Regions from separate parts of the Homo sapiens genome. Here region 1 is linked to region 2. A link is an interaction called in ENCODE POLR2A ChIA-PET data of the cell type or tissue named here. Cell type or tissue: Caco-2. All regions are shown on one strand. Each heading gives the region's core, and the rest is flanking DNA. Links, peaks and the distances in the headings are about the cores only.

Region 1 (5,384 bases), core at 156-5,155, 270 kb before region 2:
GATAACCTAGATAAAATACACCAATTCCTTGACAGACACAACCTGCCCAAACTCACACAAGAAGAAATAGACTATTTGAATAGGCCTATAATCTATTTAAAAAATTGAATCAATAATGAATAACTTTCCAAAACAGAAAGGACACAGCCCAGACGGGTTCACTGGTGAATTATACCAAACAGTTAAGGAAGAAATTATGCCAGTTCTATACAATCTCTTTCAGTAGATAAAAGCAGAGGAAATACTTCCCAACTCATTTTATGAGGCTGTCATAACCCAAATACCAAAACCAGACAAAGACATTATAAGAAAAGAAAACTACAGATCAGTATGTCTCATGAACATTTATGCAAAAATTCCCAACAAAATAGTGGCAAATCAAATCCAACAATATATAAAAAGAATTGTAAGTCACAACTGAATGAGATTTATCCCAGGTATTTAAGGCTGGTTTAATATTCAAAAATCAGTTAATGTAATCCATCACATCGACAGGCTAAAAAAGAAAAAGCATATGATTATATCAATAGATGCAGAAAATCCAAACACAAAATTCAATACCAATTTCAAAATAAGGAACTCTCAGTAAAGTAGAAATAGAGAAGAACTTCCTTAACTTGATTTTTTAAAAATATACCAAAAAAACCTATAGTAATATTGTACTTAGTGGTCAGAAACTTGAAGTTTTCCCACTAAGATTGGTCAAGCTAAGGAATGATGACCCTCTCACTGCTGCTTTTCAACAGCTTATTGGAAGTCCTAAGTAATGAATTAAGACATTAAAAAGAAATAAAATGTATACCAATTGGAAAGAATTAATAAAACTATCTTTGTCCACAGATAACATGATTGTCTATGTAGAAAATCTTAAAGAATTGACCAAAAAACCCTGCAACTAATAAGTGGTTATAGTAAGGTTGTGGGGTACAAGGTAAAAGTCAATTGCATTTCTATATGCCTACAATAAATCAGTGGAATTTGAAATTTAAAACACAATAACATTTACATAAGCATCCCCCCAAAAATAAAATACTTAGGCATAAATCTAACAAAATATGTGCAAAATCTCTATGAGAAAAACTACAAAATCTGATGAAGGAATTCAAAGAAACACTAAATAAGTAGAGAGATACTCCTTTGTCAGGATAGGAAAGCTCAATATTGTCAACATGTCAGTTCTTCCAAAATTGATCTATAGATTCAATGAATTCCCTATTAAAATTCAAGCAAGTTTTTTATAGATATTGACAAATTCATTCCAAAGGGTATAAAAAGAAGCAAAAGACCCATAATAGTCAACATGACATTGAGGGAGAAGAACAAAGCTGGAAACCCGCAGTATCCTACTTCAAGACTTACTATAAAACTATAGTAATCAGGACAGTGTGGTATTTGTGAAAAAATAAATAGATCAATAGAACAGGAAGCAGAACCCAGAAATAGACTGACATAAATAAAGTCAACTGATTTTTGACAAATAAGCAAAGGCAATACAGTGGAGAAAATAGAGCCTTTTCAACAAATGGTGCTGGAAAAACTGGACATTCACATGCAAGAAAAAACAAAAAGAATCAGACATAGATGTTAACCCTTCATATAAATTGACTCAAAATAAATCACAGGCCTAAATGTAAAATGCAGAACTGTAAAGCTCCCAGAACATAACATAAAAGAAAACCTTGACAACCTTGGGTATGGTGATGACTTTTTAGATATGGAACCAAACACATGGTCAATAAAATAAATAACTGATAAGCTGGACTTCATTAAAATTGAAAATTTTTACTCTATGAAAGACATTATCCACAGAATGAAAAGCTAAATCATAGACTGAGAGAAAATATTTGCAAAAGACGCATCTGATAAAGGGCTTTTATCCAACATATACCAAGAACTCTTAAAACACAACAATAAGAAAGTAAACACCCCAATTAAATAATGGGCCAAAGACCTTAACAGAAACCTCACCAAAAAGTATACAAATGGCAAATAAGCATGTGAAAAGATGCTCCACATCATATGTTGCTAGGGAAATGCAAATTAAAATAACAGTGAGATACCAATAAACCATGCTCTGCATGATACTGCAGTGGTGGAATATATCATTACACATTTGTCCAACCCCATAGAATGTACAATAACAAGACTGAACCCTAATGTAAACTGTGGACTTTGGGTGATAATGATGGCTTAATGTAAGAACATCTATTTTTAAAAATGTACCATCTGGTGGAGGATATTGATAATGAGAGACCATGCATCTGTGCGGACAGGGATATATGGGCTATCTCTATACCTTCCTCTCAAAGCTGCTGCAAACCTGAAACTGTTCTAAACAAATGAAGTCTTTAAAATTTTTTTTAAAAAACTGTTACTTAGACCTGTCAGGGATTCCTCACCACCTTTACTGGCATAGTAGGGGATAAAAGCCCTTCCCGATCTTCTTCTCCCCTGCCTCTCCAGCCTTGTTGCTTATGTCTCCTCCTTCCCAGATCACACTTCGTCATGAAACTTTGCAGTTCCCCAAATGTACTAAATTCTCCCACACTTTTGTAGCTTCCCGTCTAAATTTCAACTGCCTGGAACGTCTTCCTCACTTCTCTGCCTGCTCATTTCTTATCTCTTTTAGGGATTCCACTTTACCTCCATATCTAAACGAAGTTCCCCTCCTTTGCACCCTCATAACTGTCTTCTCTCATAACAATTTTTAAATTCAACTGTGAGCATTGCAAAGGTATGGAATCAACCTAAAAGACCATCGACCTATGAATGGTTAAAAAGTGTGGTATATATACCCACCATGGAATACACTCAGCCATAAAAAAGAACGAAATAATGTCTTTTGCAGCAACTTGAATGAACTGGAGGCTATTGTCCTGAATGAAATAACTCAGGAATGGAAAACCAAATAATGTTCTCACTTATAAGTGGGAGCTAAGCTATGTGTATGCAAAGGCATACAGAGTGATATAATGAACACTAGAGACTCAGAAAGGGGGAGGGAAGGAGGGGCTTGGGAGAGGATAAACTACCTATTGGGTACAATGTACACTGGGGGTCCCCAACCCCCAAGCGGACTAGTACCGGTTCATGGCCTGTTAGGAACTGGGCCTCACAGCAGGAGATGAGCAGCTGGCAAGCGAGCAAAGTTTCATCCGTATTTACAGCCACTCCCCATGGCTCACGTTACTGCCTGAGCTCCACCTCCTGTCAGAGCAGCGGCAGCATTAGAGTTCATGGGAGTGCAAACCCTACTGTGAACTGTGCATTTGAGGGATCTAGGTTGTATGCTCGTTATGAAAATTGAATGCCTGATAATCTGTCACTGTTTCCCATCAACCCCAGATGGGACTGTCTAGTTGCAGGGAAAAAAGCTCAGGGCTTCCCTGATTCTACATTATGGTGAGTTGTATAATTATTTCACTCTATATTATGATGTAATAATAATAGACTGAAGTGAATAAATGTAATGTGCTTGAATCATCCTGAGGCCATCCCCCCACCCCTGACTCCAGTCAGTGGAAAAAAATGTCTTCCACAAAACCGTTCCCTGGTGCCAAAAATGTTGGGGACCACTGATGTACACTATATGGATAATGGGTACACTAAAAGCCCAGATTTCACCATTACACAATGCATCCATGTAACCAAAAACCACTTGTATCCCTAAAGCTACTGAATTTTTTTTAATTTAAATAAATAAATAAATTCAACTGTGAGCTTCTTGAGAGCAGCTGAATTTATAAATCAGAGAGCAGTCTGTTATTTCTGTGTCTTAAACTTACAATTTTTAGTCAGAGTTCAATAGGTGTTGATTAAATGAAAGAATAAATTGACATACCCCTGTTGCTCAGTTGGCAGTTTCAAAAATTATAAACATACAGCCTAACACTCTACAAAGAATAAATTCTCCTCCTTACTTATCTCCAGCTCTAATCAATAAATGTGTATGTGTATGAAAATTATAATGAGAGGACAATGGGATTATTGTAACTTTTATTTACAAAGAAAATCATGTAAAATAGATTGCATGATAGAAACTGATAACTTCACAAAAGAGCAATTGTCAAACAGGAAATCTGCAGAGAGGTGCTTGTGATATGCTTGATGATATTACAAATATTACAACCAATACAATAAAATTACAGGAGTTGAACTCTAAATATGACATTTTACCAACTACTTTTCAGTGTAATAGAAATTCAGCTAAAATAAAAATGGCATTCAAAGATCTGGAAGGTGGGAGGTGGCAACGAAGCTTTACCAAAAATAACTGTGATGAAGGGAAGATTCCTAAAGCTAAGGCCACCGACTACACTTTCAGAGTTTATCATTTTTCCTCAAGGGCCTCAAAACGCTTACATTTAAATAAAACATTGCTAAATTCATCTAAGATATAACATCATGCAGACAAATTAAAACTGGAAAATTTATAGTGTAGTTACTGAATTTGAAAGAGGCAGAAGGCTTGATATGGGAACAGCTAAAAATAAGTATTTAACCCTTTCAGACAAAAACATTCAGTAATTTTTAGTTATTCTCAAATGTAGAATAGATATTGTATATATTTATAAACTAAAGAATCTTGGTGAGTGATTTTTGTGATATGTCAGCCCAATCATATCAAATATTTGATATGGAAAAACTCAAGTGGAGTTGGACTATAGTATTCATGATTATTTACCAAATTTATTCCTAAACTGCTAAAGTGAGATTTTTAAAAATAAACTTATTTTGGAATAGTTTTAGATTCATAGAAAAGTTGCAAAAATAGTACAGATGTTTTATATACCTGACCTCTAGTTTCCTTCATGGTTAACATTTTACATTACCATTATACATTTGGCACATTGCTAACAATTAAACTCCAGGCTTTATTTGGATATACCAGTTTTAATATTAATCTCTGCTTTCTGTCCCATCACCCACCTAAAGTAACAAATGTACTAAATCTAACATTTAGTTGTCATGTGTCGCCAGTCTCCTCTGACCTATGACAGCTTCTGAATCCATCCTTTTCTTTTTTTTTTTTTTTTGAGACGGAGTCTCGCTCTGTCGCCCAGGCTGGAGTGCAGTGGTGAGATCTCGGCTCACTGCAACCTCCACCTCCCGGGTTCAAGCGATTCTCCTGCCTCAGCCTCCTGAGTAGCTGGGATTACAGGCGCCCACTACCATGCCCAGCTAATTTTTGTATTTTCAGTAGAGATGGAGTTTCACTATGTTGGTCAGGCTGGTCTTGAACTCCTAACCTCATGATCTGCCCACCTTGGCGTCCCAAAGTGCTGGGATTACAGCTGTGAGCCACCATGCCTGGCCATCTATCCCCTTTTTTCCTGACCCTGACAGTCTTCGGGAGTACTAATCAAGCATCCTCAATATAAGTA
Region 2 (5,384 bases), core at 100-5,099:
TTTTACGAGAAAATACACAGATGGACCTAGCAGAAGATTCAGAAGCCTGACTAAAGTTCGACCAAGCAAAACTGTATCTTTGTCAAGTGATACAGCATCCTTCTCAGTGTATGACAATACGGGAAGAGGGGGAAGGATGCATAATGTTGGTTTGTCCTCACGTTGGTGAAATTAGCTTTGCTTATTTGGTGAAGGTGGTAGCTGCCTTGTGAATTTACTGTTCTCTCCTTTGTAAATGTAAGTAACGTGTAGGGAGATGCTGTGTATGCACACTGCTCATCATCAAGCTTCACCCATTGTTTCAACGTCCATTGATGATTTTATAACTCCATCACACCTTCTATAATTATCACACATTAGCATAAAAAGAGTATATATTTATATTACCATAAAGAACAGCTTTCTCTTCCTTCCATTCATCTATATTGGTATTATTGGTATAGACTCACAGATCCCTTTTTTTTTTTGAGACAGGGTCTTGCCCTGTCACTCAGGCTTGACTGCAATGGCATGCTCACAGCTCACCACAGCTTCAACCTCCCAGGCTCAAGTGATCTTCCCTCCTCAGCCTCCCTAGTAGCTGGGACAACAGGCATGCACCACCATGCCCAGCTAATTTTTGTGTTTTTTTGTTGAGATGGGGTTTCGCCACGTTGTCCATGCTGGTCTCGAACTCCTGGACTCAAGGGATCCACCTGCCTCAGCCTCCCAAAGTGCTGGGATTACAGGCGTGAGCCACTGTGCCCAGCCTGGACTCACAGATTCTTATTTTATTCAATGGACTGTAATTTACAGCCATCTTCATGTATTTTGATGCTTAGATTGTCTCAGATTTGGCCAGTGGGAATCCTATCAAGCTGGGTTGTCTCAGGATTGTAACATATTTTGCAAACAGTTAATTTGGGTATACTGTCTTGTATATTAAGCCACCTAGTAGTATGATTCACTTTTCTTAAGTGAGGCTTCCTCCGAGAAGAGCTTTCATGTGCGATGCTCCTTTTCTACCAATAGAATGTATTGGTCCACGCGTTCCTTTCCAGATCTAACCAGACAATGTCTCAGCAGAAAGTATTGTTGAAAGACCGCCTGTTTCAAGATGGATCTCCAGAGACTGGAGACTTACTTAACTTAAAAAACAAGTCTGGGGTAGAAGCAAAGGAAGGTACTAGGGTGCTAGGGTTGTCACCAGTTACTGACCTTTTGGAAAGATGGGGATATCGACTTTCAAATTCTATTATTGAGACTAAATTATGGAGTCCACACGATGGACTTTCAGGTAATAATGGGAACAGGGACAGAGTATGACTGGGATAGGCACATGAGGACTTCTAGGGCAGCTGGCTGTGTTCCATTTCTTTATACGGGTAATGATTACAAGAGTACCTTGTAATGGTTTACTACATTATACACTTGTTTTGTGTGGTTTACTGCATTCTTTTTTTTTTTTTTTTTTTTTTTTTTTTTGAGACGGAGTCTCGCTCTTTCACCTAGGCTGGAGTGCAGTGGCGTGATCTTGGCTCACTGCAAGCTCCGCCCCCCGGGGTTCATGCCATTCTCCTGCCTCAGCCTCCCGAGTAGCTGGGACGACAGGCGCCCGCCACCTCGCCCAGCTAATTTTTTGTATTTTCACTAGAGACGGGGTTTCACCGTGTTAGCCAGGATGGTCTCGATCTCCTGACCTCGTGATCCACCCACCTCGGCCTCCCAAAGTGCTGGGATTACAGGCGTGAGCCACCGCCCCCAGCCTGCATCCTTTTTTAATAATAAAAAGTTTTTAAAAGTGTATTAGGAAACCTGTTCTTAATCCCTTGGACTAATTGCATAGGACAACATTCTTCTGGAACAAATTCAAAAACTTTCTCTGCAGTGTAGGCTCACCCTCTTGACAAAGCCTCTTGGTTTGCCTTTGATAGATGACACAATTTCAAATCATCTTTAACCTTTCCAAATATAAGCTTATAAAGCCTCTCTCCAGGAAGGCGCTCTGCCCTGGAATTTTAACTGGACTATATACTAAGTATTATGAGTAAAGACATTTGAGGGTCTTTAGTGGGCTTTTTGGACCTACATTCCTTTACCTGGATGACTTCACGACACTTTCTTGTTAGGAGTATTTGGTTTTAAAGCTTTCATTTGATTTCTACATGAGAATTATCCTTTTCCTAGTTGGTCTTGCTTTGTTTTATTTGGAAAATAATGCTTTGCACATTATTTATATGCTCAGAGACTAACGTTCAAGACAGTCTAACTGAATCACATTTTCCTATGTTCTAGTCACTAAATTTTTACCAATTTCAAAATTTTCTCCTTTTTTTTTTTCCACTTCAGAAGCTTTTCAGTCATTTCCTACAGGGTTTAACTCTGAATTTTTTGAGTAAACTCCAAAATGTTTAAAATACGTGATTAAAAACTAACAACTTGCTGGGCGCGGTGGCTCATGCCTATAATCCCAGCAGTCTGGGAGGCTAAGGCGGGCGAATCACAAGGTCAGGAGTTCAAAACCAGCCTGGCCAATATGGTGAAACCTCGTCCCTACTAAATATACAAAAATTAGCTGGGCGTGGTGGCAGGCACCTGTAGTCCCAGCTACTTGGGAAGCTGAGGCAGAAGAATCGCTTGAACGTGGGAGGCAGAGGTTGCAGTGAGCCCAGATCACGCCACTTCACTCCAGCCTGGGTGACATAGCGAGACTCCATCTCAAAAAAAAAAAAAACAAAAAACAAAAAGCTAACAACTTAACTTTGACCCTGAAATATTATTCTAATATTCTAGAGCTATTCTTACCTATTTAAAATGTTCCATATTTCCTGGCTGCAGTAACTCCCTTTGTTAGAATTACTCAGCAAGTTTACTTTTCTTTTGATCATGTTTGTATTTTTATTGTTTGAAATACCCTGCTTGTTGGTGACTTATTTTTTACTGCAAATTAATTACCATGCTCTTGTTCTATTCCATGAAAACTTACAACTTGGAGCTCAGCCAGTGTTTTTAATCTGGCCTTTCCATCTGCATCTACTTCCTTACAGAAGGGTTTTTTTTCCTTTCTTTGATTTTTGAACCTAATTCATCCAACAAGTAGATTGGAGTATGTCTGCTAATCCTGACACTATCTTGGTAAATCAGTGTCCCATAGGACCCACAACCTCTAGGTGAGGGTACTTTTATAGGTCAGGCTACTGCAATTGTACCATTGCTGAGCGTCAGACAGCTTGGGTTTTGAGTCACTGGTTTTGTGACAGTGTTTCAGTATGATTCTTTACTATTATAATGGGAATGCTTTTCAGAACTTATTTGGAGTTAACTTGGGTCTCATTTTCTATGAACACATTCTTCAAATATCCTAAAGCTATGGCAAGATAAGCAACATCTTGATCTGTACAATTAGTACTTTAATTCTTGCCCTTTTCCACAGTTGTGATTACCTCATGTAGTTCAGCGGTATTGAAAGGTGACAGCGTGCTGGCAGCCCTTGCTTGCTCTCAGTGCCTCTTCGGCCTCAGCGTCCACTGGCCGCACTTGAGGAGCCCTTCAGCCCGCCGCTGCACTGTGGGACTCCCTCTCTGGGCTGGCCAAGGCCAGAGCCAGCTCCCTCTGCTTGCAGAGAGGTGTGGAGGGAGAGGCGCTGGCGGGAATCGGGGCTGCGTGTGGCGCTCATGGGCCAGTGCGAGTTCCGGGTGGGCGCAGGCTCCGTGGGCCCTACACTTGGAGCAGCCGGCCGGAGCCACTGGCCGAGGGCAGTGAGGGGCTTAGCACCCAGGCCAGCAGCTGCTGGGTGCCCCAGCACTGCCGGCCCGCCCGCACCATGCCCAAATTCTCGCCGGGCCTCAGCCGCCTCCCACTGGGGCAGGGCTCGGGACCTGCAGCCCACCATGCCTGAGCTCCCCCCTATGCCATGTGAGCTCCCGTGCGGGCAGAGCCTCCCTGAGGGGCACCGCGCCCTGCCGTCCCATTGACTGCCCAAGGGCTGAGGAGTGCAGGCATGCGGCGTGGGACTTGCAGCAGCTCTGCCCCTGCCCCGCTGGCTGGATCCACTAAGCAAAGCCAGCTGGGCTCCTGAGTTGGTGGGGTCTTGAAGAAGTTTTATGTCAAGCTGGAGGATTGTAAATGCACCAATCAGCACTCTGTGTCTAGCAAAAGGTTTTTAAATGCACCAATCAGTGCTCTGTGTCTAATTAATCTAGTGGGGACTTGGAGAACTTTTATGTCTAGCTAGAGGATTGTAAATACACCAGTCAGCACTCTGTGTCTAGCTCAGGGATTGTAAACACACCAATCAGCACCCTGTCAAAATGGACCAATCAGCTCTCTGTAAAATGGACCAATCAGCAGGATGTGGGTGGGGCCAGATAAGGGAATAAAAGCAGACTGCCCCAGCCAGCAGCAGCAATCCACTCGGGTCCCCTCCCCTGCCGTGGAAGCTTTGTCTCTAACTCTTCACAATAAATTTTTCTGCTGCTCACTCTTTGGGTCTGTGCCACGTTTATGAGCTGTAACACTCACTGCAAAGGCCTGCAGCTTCACTCCTGAAGCCAGCGAGACCATGAACCCATGGGAAGAAACGAACAACTCCAGATGCGCTGCCTTTAAGAGTTGTAACACTCACTGTGAAGGTCTGCAGGTTCACTCCTGAAGTCAGCGAGACCACGAACCCACCAGAAGGAAGAAACTCCAGACACATCTGAACATCTGAAGGAACAAACTCCAGATACACCATCTTCAACTGTAGCACTCACTGCAAGGGTCCGCGGCTTCATTGTTGAAGTCAGCGAGACCAAGAACCCACCAATTCCGGACACAGTATGACTGCCACATCGCTCGCATATGCCATTTCCTCTGGCAGTTACTGGAAAAGTATCAGGCCTGATGTGACTGCCTCACAAACTCCCTCTGACACAGGGGAGAATTTTAGGCACATGGCTTCTCTGGAATGACAGTATATTAGTGTCCACATTATCCATTCAGTGGTCAGAGATTTCACTGATAATCTCCAAAATAAAATGAAGGAAGTGCATTTTAAAGATCACTCTTTTTGAGTCTGGATGAATGAATCAAGGGACCCCTGTCAAAAGTACAGAAGTTCCAAGAAGATTGCTGCTTCCAAAGCAATGAGCTCAGTTATGAACCCAATGAGTGTGAAATAGGCAGAACCCCCAAATTGGAGGATTTCAAGCAGTATTTGAAGATGAAGGAGTGAAGCCAGGACCAGGTATATAGACAGCTATTGAAATCTTGAAAATAGACACTCTCTGACAGGAATAGCAAAACAAGAACAACAGATGGTCAATGATTGGCTACACTTAAATAAAAAGAATCAGTGAAGGATACAGAAAGAACAACCCGAAAGACAACCAGAGGAGATCAGTGTCAAACGAAGTCAGAGGGAA

Evidence for each region. Peaks named below come from ENCODE experiments on the same cell type or tissue, not always from the same donor. Only the 100,000 strongest peaks of a DNase experiment are listed, where the experiment ranks them.
Region 1: POLR2A ChIA-PET joins it to region 2 with 7 read pairs; 2 of 35 experiments call an interaction of 5 or more read pairs at or near these places.

Annotation. Positions count from the first base shown.
Region 1 is chr2:208,499,168-208,504,551 of GRCh38, reverse strand. No RefSeq gene overlaps it. Among named protein-coding and RNA genes, the nearest start is that of PTH2R, 95 kb to the right of the region's middle. In Caco-2, for the core only: no CTCF peak of the experiment used is centred there; a DNase peak (open chromatin) is centred at 3,161.
Region 2 is chr2:208,226,296-208,231,679 of GRCh38, reverse strand. No RefSeq gene overlaps it. Among named protein-coding and RNA genes, the nearest start is that of IDH1, 26 kb to the left of the region's middle. In Caco-2, for the core only: no CTCF peak of the experiment used is centred there; no DNase peak of the experiment used is centred there.